Linked DNA regions of Homo sapiens: regions 2 and 3 are each linked to region 1. Evidence: chromatin contacts called from ENCODE Hi-C or POLR2A ChIA-PET data. All regions are on one chromosome and are shown on one strand. Each heading gives the region's core, a stretch centred on a gene start or an enhancer-like site at or near the end of the contact. The rest is flanking DNA. Distances are from core to core; before and after follow the strand shown. Region 1 holds the start of ARIH2 (ariadne RBR E3 ubiquitin protein ligase 2). Region 2 overlaps DHX30 (DExH-box helicase 30). Region 3 holds the start of RBM6 (RNA binding motif protein 6).

Evidence for each region. A loop is a pair of places that touch in the nucleus more often than their neighbours do. ChIA-PET counts read pairs that join two places held with the same protein, here RNA polymerase II (POLR2A). Pooled maps may share reads with other maps.
Region 2: a loop to region 1 is called in a pooled map, with 2.8 times the contacts of the local background. The contact joins the enhancer-like site here to the promoter of ARIH2 in region 1. A Hi-C loop is called at or near these places in 1 of 50 pooled maps. POLR2A ChIA-PET finds 5 or more read pairs at or near these places in 2 of 52 experiments (CD8-positive, alpha-beta memory T cell and GM10248).
Region 3: a loop to region 1 is called in a map with no recorded cell type, with 7 times the contacts of the local background. The contact joins the promoter of RBM6 here to the promoter of ARIH2 in region 1. A Hi-C loop is called at or near these places in 1 of 37 single-sample maps with no recorded cell type and 5 of 50 pooled maps. POLR2A ChIA-PET finds 5 or more read pairs at or near these places in 3 of 52 experiments (HepG2, T-cell and naive thymus-derived CD4-positive, alpha-beta T cell).

Annotation. Positions count from the first base shown.
Region 1 is chr3:48,917,324-48,920,681 of GRCh38, reverse strand. It overlaps ARIH2 (ariadne RBR E3 ubiquitin protein ligase 2), which reads right to left and starts at 1,840. Exons shown (of 16, transcript NM_006321.4): 1 at 1,684-1,840. It overlaps ARIH2OS (ARIH2 opposite strand lncRNA), which reads left to right and starts at 1,297. Exons shown (of 1, transcript NR_161301.1): 1 at 1,297-2,894. RefSeq lists enhancers at 710-1,460, 1,461-2,212, 1,938-2,407, 2,213-2,963 and silencers at 1,518-1,597, 1,668-1,767.
Region 2 is chr3:47,823,298-47,826,655 of GRCh38, reverse strand. All of the region lies in intron 4 of DHX30 (DExH-box helicase 30), which reads right to left. Among named protein-coding and RNA genes, the nearest start is that of DHX30, 22 kb to the right of the region's middle. RefSeq lists a silencer at 1,561-1,850. Within about 2 kb of position 1,720, at least 29 of the 41 ENCODE cell types and tissues checked have a DNase peak (open chromatin) inside an H3K27ac peak, as active enhancers do.
Region 3 is chr3:49,938,514-49,941,871 of GRCh38, reverse strand. RBM6 (RNA binding motif protein 6) reads right to left here and starts at 1,722. Exons shown (of 21, transcript NM_005777.3): 1 at 1,647-1,722. RefSeq lists a silencer at 1,292-1,491 and enhancers at 1,048-1,569, 1,632-1,691, 1,722-1,771, 1,802-1,861, 1,570-2,092.

The DNA of each region.
Region 1 (3,358 bases), core at 591-3,090:
GAGCCATGATCACGCCACTGCCCTCCAACCAGCCTGGGTGTAATCCCAGCTGTAATCCCAGCTACTCGGGAGGCTAAGGCAGAACTGCTTGATCTGGGAGATGGAGGCTGCAGTGAACCGAGACTGCACCACTGCACTCCAGCCTGGGCAACACAGTGAGACTCCGTGTCAAAAAAAAAAAAAAAAAAAGAAATTGCTCACAGGCTTCTCACCAACCAAATATTTAGGTGGGGAAAACTCCAGGCTCCTCCAAAAAAAAAAGAGAGAGAACTCCATTTCATACTAAATGTTCTAGGTGCACATTTAAATGAAAATTTAATTTTTAATCATCTCAAAGTTAAATATCCGAATTCTACTTGAAAAAGTGGGCCGGGCACTTTTTCAAAAAAAATTTTTTTAAAGGTCATGCACAGTGGCTCACGCCTGTAATCCCAGCACTTTAGGAGGTCAAACCGGGAGGATAGCTTGAGCCCAGCAGTTCAAGACCAGCTTAGGCAACCTATTAAGATCACGTATCCACAAAAAATTTTACAAATTAGCCAGGTGTGGTGGTACGTGCCTGTGGTCCCAGCTACTTAGGAGGCTAAGAAAGGAGGATCACTTGAGCCCAGAAAGTCGGGGCTGCAGTTAGCTGTGATCGCCGCCACTGCACTCCAGCCTGGTGACAGCAACTTTGTCCCGCCCACCAAAAAAAAAAAAAAAAAAAATTTCCTCCAGAGCCAAAGTCACATGTTCAGGGGACCTAACAACCAACCATCCTGGGCTTGCCCACCACGCACAGAACACGTAAGTTTTAGTGAGTCTGAAGACGTTTACTCCAGATATGATCACTAGCGCTGAATTCAGGTCATTTACTAACTACACCTCCGAAGAAAAACGACTTGGCACAAAACTAGAAATCAGCAATTTCGTTTCAAAATCCTACACTTTGTATCTGTCTTTTCTAATACGGTGACCACTAGCCACATGTGGTTATTTAAATTTAATTACACTTAAAAAGTAAGTAAAATTTAAAATTTAGTTTCTCAGGTGCACTAGCCTACAGGTCAAATGCTTAACGGCCACGTGTGGCTAGTAGCTACCATGCTGAACAGCAAAGGTAAAGAACATGTCGCTATGACAGAAAGTTCTATGGGACCAGGCAATGAACAGTACTAAGGAGAAGTCATCCAAGAACGCGGCTGCCCAACCAGCTTCTGGCGAGGCGGCGGCACAGCTCCGGGGCCGCACATCCCTAGGGGCGCCGCGGGCTCCGGGATATTCGCGCGGACGCGGAGCCCGCGAGCTGGGGATACCCTCCACAGGCGGGCGTTAAACCGCGCGGGCAGCGCTGCGAGAGCTCCCAAAGATGACTCGAGTGGTGAGCCCCGAGGCGGCGCGTTTCCCCGCCGCGCCAGACAGGGAGAGAGGGCCTAGATGTGCCGGCGCCGGTTGGTCAGAGGCGGTGGCCTCTGACCTTTCCGAGAGCTGAGAAGGCGGCGGGAGGAAAAAAGGCAGACACACGCTGGGCGCCCGGCCGCTGACGGCGGGTAATGCTCGGACAACGTGCCGGCGACGGGGAGCGCCCGGGCCTCCCGGGCGACGGCGAAGGCGGAGTCCCGGCCCGGCCAGGGAGGCGCGCGGAGAGGCCCCCCCAGCGGCCAGCCAAGGTAAACAAGGCCGTGACGTGCGCCGCGCACTTACCGGGAGCTGCGGCCTCGCGGCCGCTGAGCCCGAACAAGCCAGACCGGGTCAGGCCGGGCCAGAGGGACCGGATTGGGGCGAAGCGGCAGCGGAGGCGGCGGGCCGACGCCGGTCAAGCCCGCGCTGCTTCCTCCAGAAGAGTCGTCCCCACAGCTCCGGAAGTGCTTGGCGCCGTTGCGTCACTTCCGGATCGGGGTCGACCCACGGTCGCTCGGGTCGCGACAGGCTCCCGGCTAGAGGGCCTGTTTAGCGCCGCCTCCTTGAAACTTAGCGCTCTGACCCAGAGTCTGACCAGGGTACGGCAGGCGCCGACCGCGTCTGGAGCCACTATTCGCCTACCAGCGTCTCCCGTCGAGATGTTTTTAACCAGCGCGTTTCTCACCGGCTTCTCATTTCACTGTTTGTACTCCGGGATCGGGCACGGAGAAGACATCCTGGCGTCAGTGGAGCAGATAACCATTGTTTCTCGGCCGCTATCTGGTCAGAGGGGAGCTGGGCCGGGAAATTCTGCCTACACCCCGAGGCGGTCGCAGGGTGGCCCCAGAGCCGCAACCACACCAGGCTTTCGCTTCCCCTGCCGAGGCCTCGTTCGCCGCGCAGTTCTCCGACTTACGGTCACCGTGCAAGATTGCATCTTAACTGCCTTGCTTGCAGTTTCTTTTCACAGTATAGGAGTTGTCATCATGACTTCCAGTTACCTTCTGGGACCGGTTGTCAAATGATGTGGCTAGAGACGGAGGCTCACTCAGATTGTTGCTGCACCACAATGGAAATGCCAGTATGAAGCCGCTGATGTTAGGAAGGCTCCAGGTTGTGCAATTCCATAGACAACAAATCAAATCATTTCCAACCATACTGGAGTCGCGTATATACATATTCAAGACACCTGTGCAGGCCGGGCGCGGTGGCTCAAGCCTGTAATCCCAGCACTTTGGGAGGCCGAGGCGAGTGGATCACGAGGTCAGGAGATCGAGACCATCCTGGCTAACACGGTGAAACCCCGTCTGTACTAAAAGTACAAAAAAATTAGCCGGACGTGGTGGCGGGCGCCTGTAGTCCCAGCTACTCGGGAGGCTGAGGCAGGAGAATGGCGTGAACCCGGGAGGCGGAGCTTGCAGTGAGTCGAGATGGCGCCACTGCACTCCAGCCTGGGCGACAGAGCGAGACTCTGTCTCAAAATAAAATAAAATAAAATAAAAAATAAAACAAATAAAGACACCTGTGCTGGCTGGTCGCTGTGGCTCATGCCTGTAATCCCTGCACTTTGGGAAGCCGAGGTGGGAGGATCGCTTGAGCCCAAGAATTTGATGTAGTGAGACCCCCCTCCTTTCTACAAAAAAATTAAAAATTAGCTGGGCGAGGTGGCACACACCTGTGCATCCCAGCTACTCAGGGGGCTGAGGTGATATAGGATCGCTTGAGCCGAGGAGGTCGAGGCTGCAGAGTGCCAAGATCGCACCACTGCAGTCCAGCATCGGTGATAGAAGGAGACCCTGTCTCAAAACAACAATAACAAACCATACAATGTAGAAAGCCATTAAAAATCATGCCGCGTGGCCGGGCACCGTGGCTCACGCCTGTAATCCCAGCACGTTGGGAGGCCGGAGCCGGCAGATCACGAGGTCAGGAATTCGAGACTGGCCTGACCAGCATGGTGAAACCCTGTCTCTACTAA
Region 2 (3,358 bases), core at 471-2,970, 1.1 Mb after region 1:
GTGAAACCTTGTGAAACCTCGTCTCTACTAAAAATACAAAAAATTAGCCAGGCCTGGTGGCAGGCGCCTGTAGTCCCAGCTACTTGGGAGGCTGAAGCAGGAGAATCGCTTGAACCCGGGAGGCGGAGGTTGTAGTGAGGCAAGATCGCGCCACTGCAATCCAGCCTGGGCAACAAGAGTGAAACTCCATCTCAAAAAAAAAAAAAAAAAAGAAAGAAAACCTCTACATCTGAGCAGGCATGAATTACTCCTCCCCCAAGTTCTCTGGAATCAAGGGGAAAATTGATGCATCAGATACCATGAGAGGTACCTCGCTTCTTTTTCTTGTTTTTTGGATTAATCTCAGAGCAGAAAGGGAAGAGATATCTACCTAGGGTAAGCTTGTACCAGACACAAGGCTTAACCAGGTCATGAAGAGGTCTGCTAGGAACATGGGGGGCCATATCATTCTCCACTCTAGCCTCTGGCAGCTCCAAAAGGAGCTGTATATATGCACATGTGCACCTGCGTGTACACTGATCACCTGGGGAGCTTTTTCACCGCATGGACATCCAGCTCCCCACAGGGGACCTGAGAATGGGAGCGATGTTGGAGGCGACTCTATATTTTCAAAAAGTGCTTCCAAGCGTTCTGATGTAACTCTGCTGCCTGGTTTGAGACTGTTTCCTTGGGACAGACTCCTGTGTCAAGTGGCCAGGATGGAGGACACCTGATCCTGTCTCCCTCTAAGCGGTAACTTGTAAAGCAACTAAGAGTCAAGCAGTTAAGCAGTTAAGAAACCATATCTAAGTGGACTTGGCCGGGGCGGGGGGGGTTTCGTCACAGAGGGACCCAACTTCGAGTAGCCCATTACACCCACTGGTTTAACAATAGAGCTGCACTGAGACCACCACCCCGCCCCCACCTTCAGCTCTATAAGGTTGGTGGAGGCTGGCGCTCTCTACCCATCCTTGATGCTTTCAACAGTTTTATCCTCTGCACTATTTGGGAGGCACAAAGCTGGAATCCACCAGAACAGTCATTCTGTCTCTATTTGAGATCCTGATGTCCCAGGAGTTACTTTGGGCTATTTCTCACACTGGTGAGGGCATGCTTGTCCCTAGAAGCTCTAGCCCTTGGCCACTCATCCTGGCAGGAGTTGGACTTTTACTCGTTTTCCCCACTCCCTCGAGGTCTCGCACCTCTCACCTATTCTTGCCGGGAGCAGGTACTCTAAGGGTCCATTCGGGCCTGTGCCACGCTAAGCTTTACAAACAGCAAGGCCGCTGCCCGCCGACGGATGGCGAACTTGGCCACTATGGAAGAGAGGACCCCCGGCCGCCAGGCCCGATTTCGGCCCGCGCCCCTAGCTCTGCCATCCCAGGAGTCAAGGGCGCTGCGGACCGCCCGCCCCCGCCGATGCCCTCACCGTTCACCAAGCTTCCGTCGCCTTCCCCAGGCCCGCCGGGGGCCATCCCTGACTCGGCCTCGGCGGCTTCCTTGGTGTGGTCGGGGTGGGCGCAGCTTGAAGAGAAGCCGCGCGAGCGACCCTGTCGCCCAGCAGCGCGGGGACCCAGCGGCTGCAGGCGCGGAGAGATGCCGGCGGCCAGCGCCATGAGTCTCCTAGCGGCCGCCATCGTGCTCCCGCCGACCCCGAGGCCTGTGCGCGGCAGGGACCGGGCGAAGAGAACGGGAGCGGCCGGCCCGAGCGCCGCGCGCCCCCTGCGGGCCGGGCGGACCCGAAGCCCAAGCCTAGGCGAGGGCATCAGCAGCCCGTCCTCGCTCACCACAGCCCTGGGCCTTCAGTAGGCGGGCTCGGCGCTGCCCAGGGCTAGGACCCTGCAGAGCTCACTCTCCAGCAAATCTAAACCAGCAGTCGTGTGGATGGAAGGCAGGAAGATGGAATGAGGCTGTTGGGGGGAAAATAATGCTAGGCCTTAGCTCAATGTCATCTAAGGAAGCGAAGTTAGTTCCCTCTAGGTCCTACCAATTGTTCCTAACTACCTCTCACGTGCCTCTGGCAAATTGGCAGCCCCATCTTATTTAACGGCTTACAAAGTAAACCTGGTGAAGATCTGGAGCCAGGGCCAGGCGCCGTGGCTCATGCCTGCAATCCCAACACTTTGGGAGGTTGAGGCGGATGGATCCCCTGAGCCCAGGATTTTGAGACCAGTCTGGGCAGCATAGTGAAACCCCAACTCTATTAAAAGTTTAAAAAACGAAAAAGAAAATCTGGAGCCAGGCCAAGGAAGACCTCTTCAGGAAACAGATTTAATCCCCAGGGCTGGAGGGGAAGGTGAAAACACCCAGCTTTGGAAACTGCCAAGAATTGAGCTGGTCCAGCGTAAAGTCCAGCAGTGAAAGTGCTGTTCCTCGCCAGGCGCAGTGGCTCACGCCTGTAATCCCAGCACTTTCGGAAGCCGAGGCAGGCAGATCACCTGAGGTCAGGAGTTCGAGACCAGCCTGGCCAACATGGTGAAACCCCATCTCTACTAAAAATACAAAAATTAGCCGGGCATAGTGTCGCGCGCCTGTAATCCCAGCTACTCGGGAGGCTGAGGCAGGAGAATCGCTTGAACCCAGGAGGCGGAGGTTGCAGTAAGCCAAGATCATGCCACTGCACTTCAGCCTGGGTGACAGAGCAAGGCTCCATCTCAAAAAAAAAAAAAAAAAAAAAAAAGGAAAAGAAAATGGTATCTGAAAGCTGAAGGAGACAACAGTCTAGACAGAAAGGCCCCACCTGGACAGCAGGACCCAAGCCCTTTGTGGCACTTGAGGAAGCCCTCAGGATAGCACTCTTTTCTGACAGCCATTTGGCATAAGGCTGAAATGCCATGATTTCTTAGTTGCCTCTAAAGAAGCCAAAATGAAGAGCTATACACAAAGCAACACTGGCCATGAGTTGTTAATTGTTGAAGCTGGGTGACAGGTACTTGCAGGTTCATTATACTATTTTTTCTAGTTTACAACACATGTGTTGAACAGATGTTTAGATTTTTATGTTAAAAAAAAATCAGCCAGGCGCAGTGGCTCATGCCTGTAATCCCAGCACTCTGGGAGGCTGAGGCAGGCGGATCATGAGGTCAGGGTATCAAGACCATCCTGGTCAACATGGTGAAACCCCATCTCTACTAAAAATACAAAAATTAGCTGGGCATGGTGGCACGCGCCTGTAGTCCCAGCTACTTGGGAGGCTGAGGCAGGAGAATTGCTTGAACCCGGGAGGCGGAGGTTGCAGTGAGCCGAGATTGCGCCACTGCACTCCAGCCTGGCAACAGAGTGAGACTCCGTCTCAAAAAGACAAAAAAAAAAAAAAAAACAACAACCAGGGATGCCAACCAACTAGTTTGTTCCCAGGGGGGTCTTTGTCTCGGTTTGG
Region 3 (3,358 bases), core at 473-2,972, 1.0 Mb before region 1:
ACAGGGCCGGGCACGGTGGCTCACGCCTGTAATCCCAGCACTTTGGGAGGCCAAGGCAGGTGGATCACCTGAGGTCAGTAGTTCAAGACCAGCCTGGCCAACATAGCGAAACTCCGCCTCTACTAAAAAAATACAAAAAATTAGCTGGGCATAAGGCGAAACGCTGCCTCTACTATGTTGGTTTTTGTTGAGTTTTGCGGGTTTTTTTTTTTTTTTTTTTTTTTTTTTTTTGAGACAGAGTTTCACTCTTGTGGCCCAGGCTGGAGTGCAATGGAGCAATCTCAGCTCACCGCAACCTCCGCCTCCCAGGTTCAAGCGATTCTCCTGCCTCAGCCTCCCAAGTAGCTGGGATTACAGGCATGTGCCACCATGCCCGGCTAATTTTGTACTTTTAGTAGAGACGCGGTTTCTCCATGTTAGTCAGGCTGGTCTCGAACTCCCCACCTCAGCCTCCCAAAGTGCTGGGATTACAGGTGTGAGCCACCAGGCTCGGCCTGGTAATAGAATTCTATAAGGAAAGGTGCTACAACTATCCAGAGAGACCTGGGACCTGTCCTGCAGGTTAGGTATCTAGTTAGATGCTAGTTTCTGAGACAAGGTTCAAATTCAACTTTTGTGTTTCACCAAAATGGTAACATATTATTTAGTTACTTTCTTCACTGCCAGTCCTACCATCACGCACCAGCTCTTGACACCTCTCGTTAGAGACCTCACAAATTCAGTAATGGTGACATATTTAAATCATTCACGCTGGTGGCATTTCTCAATAGGAAGGTGGAAACTAGCAAGCCGAGGGCACAATCCAGGGTTCAGAAAATGAACCAGGTGACCATGTCTGCATGTCTACTGAACTCCTTCACTTAAATCCGGCTACTCTGACCTTCACAAGCAAACCTGGAATATGCAAAAAATACAATTACGCTCACGGTTTATGTACCCTACGAAACAGGGCCCTTCCTTCAAAAAAAAAAAAAAAAAAAAGGCATTCCCAAAGTTGAACCCATTCGCCTAACGTCAATTCTAAAATAAAGAGAAAAACATCTATTTACACCGCTAATGGAATCTAAAGCGTGAATACGATAAAACATCCTTCTCCTTCATTGCCTAACGGGCGCAGAACCCACCAGACCACTCTCCCGCTTCCAGGTTCTACCGCCCCGACGACCGGGCTCGGAGCTCTTGTGCCCTCCGGTCCAGCGGAGCCTCCCTTGTGTCTGTCCAAGTCTGAGGACGAGGCTACGTGCTAAGCACAAGAGCTCCCTTCCTAGTGATGCCACAGAATTGGATCTGAAACAGGAAAACCGCAAGAACAGCCCGCTTACAGCTCCGAAGAGTAGGAGCACAGAGCCGCAACCACGCGCCGGCCCCAGCCTCACAGCTGGCCGCTCCGCGGCGGGACCGGTAATCTACTGCCGCGCCGGGCCCCGCCCCAGGCCCGCGACGGTTCCGGGGCGTTCCTGCCACGGGCGGCGCCTCCCTCATCTCACCGTTGCTTGGTCTTCTTCCCGAGCGAGGCCGCAGCCGCCCCGCGACACTGAAGCCACAGCTTTCAGGCTGCGCGGGCCTGCGATGTCTAGAGCGGGCCTGTCTGCTGGCTATTCCCTGGCAGGCTCTGGCACGCCTCCCCTCCAGTCCCGGGCCCTTACCTAGGCGGCGAAGCCTCCACGGCCCGCTCCTCCTTCTCCTCAGCCTCCGCCACCGACCCAGCGCCGCGGACACCGGAACTTCCTCCGCGCGGGGCCACTGCTACCACAAAGGCGCCGCGCCGCTGCCTTCAGCGCTCGGCCCGCTGGGAGATGAAGTACAGCTGCCGGTCCCGCAGACTCTTACTCCCGCCGTGCCCCGCGCGCAGGGGACTTGCCTTCTGGGGTGGGTCGTAAGAGCACGCTGTCCATCGCCATCCAATAAGAAGGCGCGCTTACCCGCCCTACTCCGCGTGACCTGCTGGGAGTTGTGGTTTGGCCTCTGCCCTGTGACACCTGGTCCTCTTGTGCTTTCCTCTCAGTTGATTGAGGCTTACAGTTTTTTGGTGGCTTGACTTTCCTGAGGTTTGCTCCCTGCCAGCAGCTCGGGTACGGCCCTGGCCTGCCTAGCTCGAGGCCTCCTTATTGTCCGTTAGTGTGAGAGAAATGGAAGGGAGCTTCTTCGGGAGTAAGTTTAAGCCATCTCCAGCTGGTTGGCGGGGCGCGGTGGCTCACGCCTGTAATCCCAGCACTTTGGTAGGCCGCGGCGAGTGGACCACCTGAGGTCAGGAGTTCTAGACCAGCCTGGCCAACATGGTGAAACCCCATCTCTACCAAAAATACAAAAATTACCCGGGCTTGGTGGCAGGTGCCTGTAATCCCAGCTACTCGGGAGGCTGAGGCAGGAGAATCACTTAAACCCGGGAGGCAGAGGCAGAGGTTGCAGTGAGCCGACACTGTGCCACTGCACTCCAGCCTGGACAATAGAGCAAGACTCCACCTCAGAAAAAAAGAAAGAAAGAAAAAGGCCGGGCGCAGTGGCTCATGCTTGTAATCCTAGCACTTTGGGAGGCCGAGGTGGGTGGATCACGAGGTCAGGAGTTCAAGACCAGCCTGGCCAAGATAGTGAAACCCCATCGCTACTAAAAATACAAAAAGTAGCCAGGCGTGGTGGCGCATGCCTGTAATCCCAGCTACTCAGGAGGCTGAGGCAGAGAATTGCTTGAACCCGGGAAGCACAGGTTGCAGTGAGCCGAGATCGCGCCACTGCACTGTTGCCTGGCAACAGCGCAAGACTCCGTCTCAAAAGAAAGAAAGAAAGAAAGAAGTTGGGCGCAGTGGCTCACGACTGTAATCCCAGCACTGTGGGAGGCCGAGGCGGGTGGATCACGAGGTCAGGAGATCAAGACCATCCTGGCTAACACGATGAAACCCTGTCTCTACTAAAAACACAAAAAATTAGTGGAGCGTGGTGGCGGGCACCTGTAGTCCCAGCTACTCAGGAGGCTGAGGCAGGAGAATGACGTGAACCCGGGAGGCGGAGCTTGCAGTGAGTCGAGATAGCGCCACTGCACTCCAGCCTAGGCGACAGAGGGAGACTGTCGCAAAAAAAAAAAAAAATTACCCGGGCTTGGTGGCAGGCGCCTGTAATCCCAGCTACTCGGGAGGCTGAGGCAGGAGAATCACTTAAACCCGGGAGGCAGAGATTGCAGTGAGCCTAGACTGTGTCACTGCACTCCAGCCTGGACAATAGAGCAAGACTCCGTCTCAGAAAAAAGGAAAGAAAGAAAGAGGCCGGGCGCAGTGCCTCACGCTTGTAATCCTAGCACTTTGGGAGGCCGAGGCGGGTGGATCACGAGGTCAGGAGTTCAAGACCAGTCTGGCCAAGATGGTGA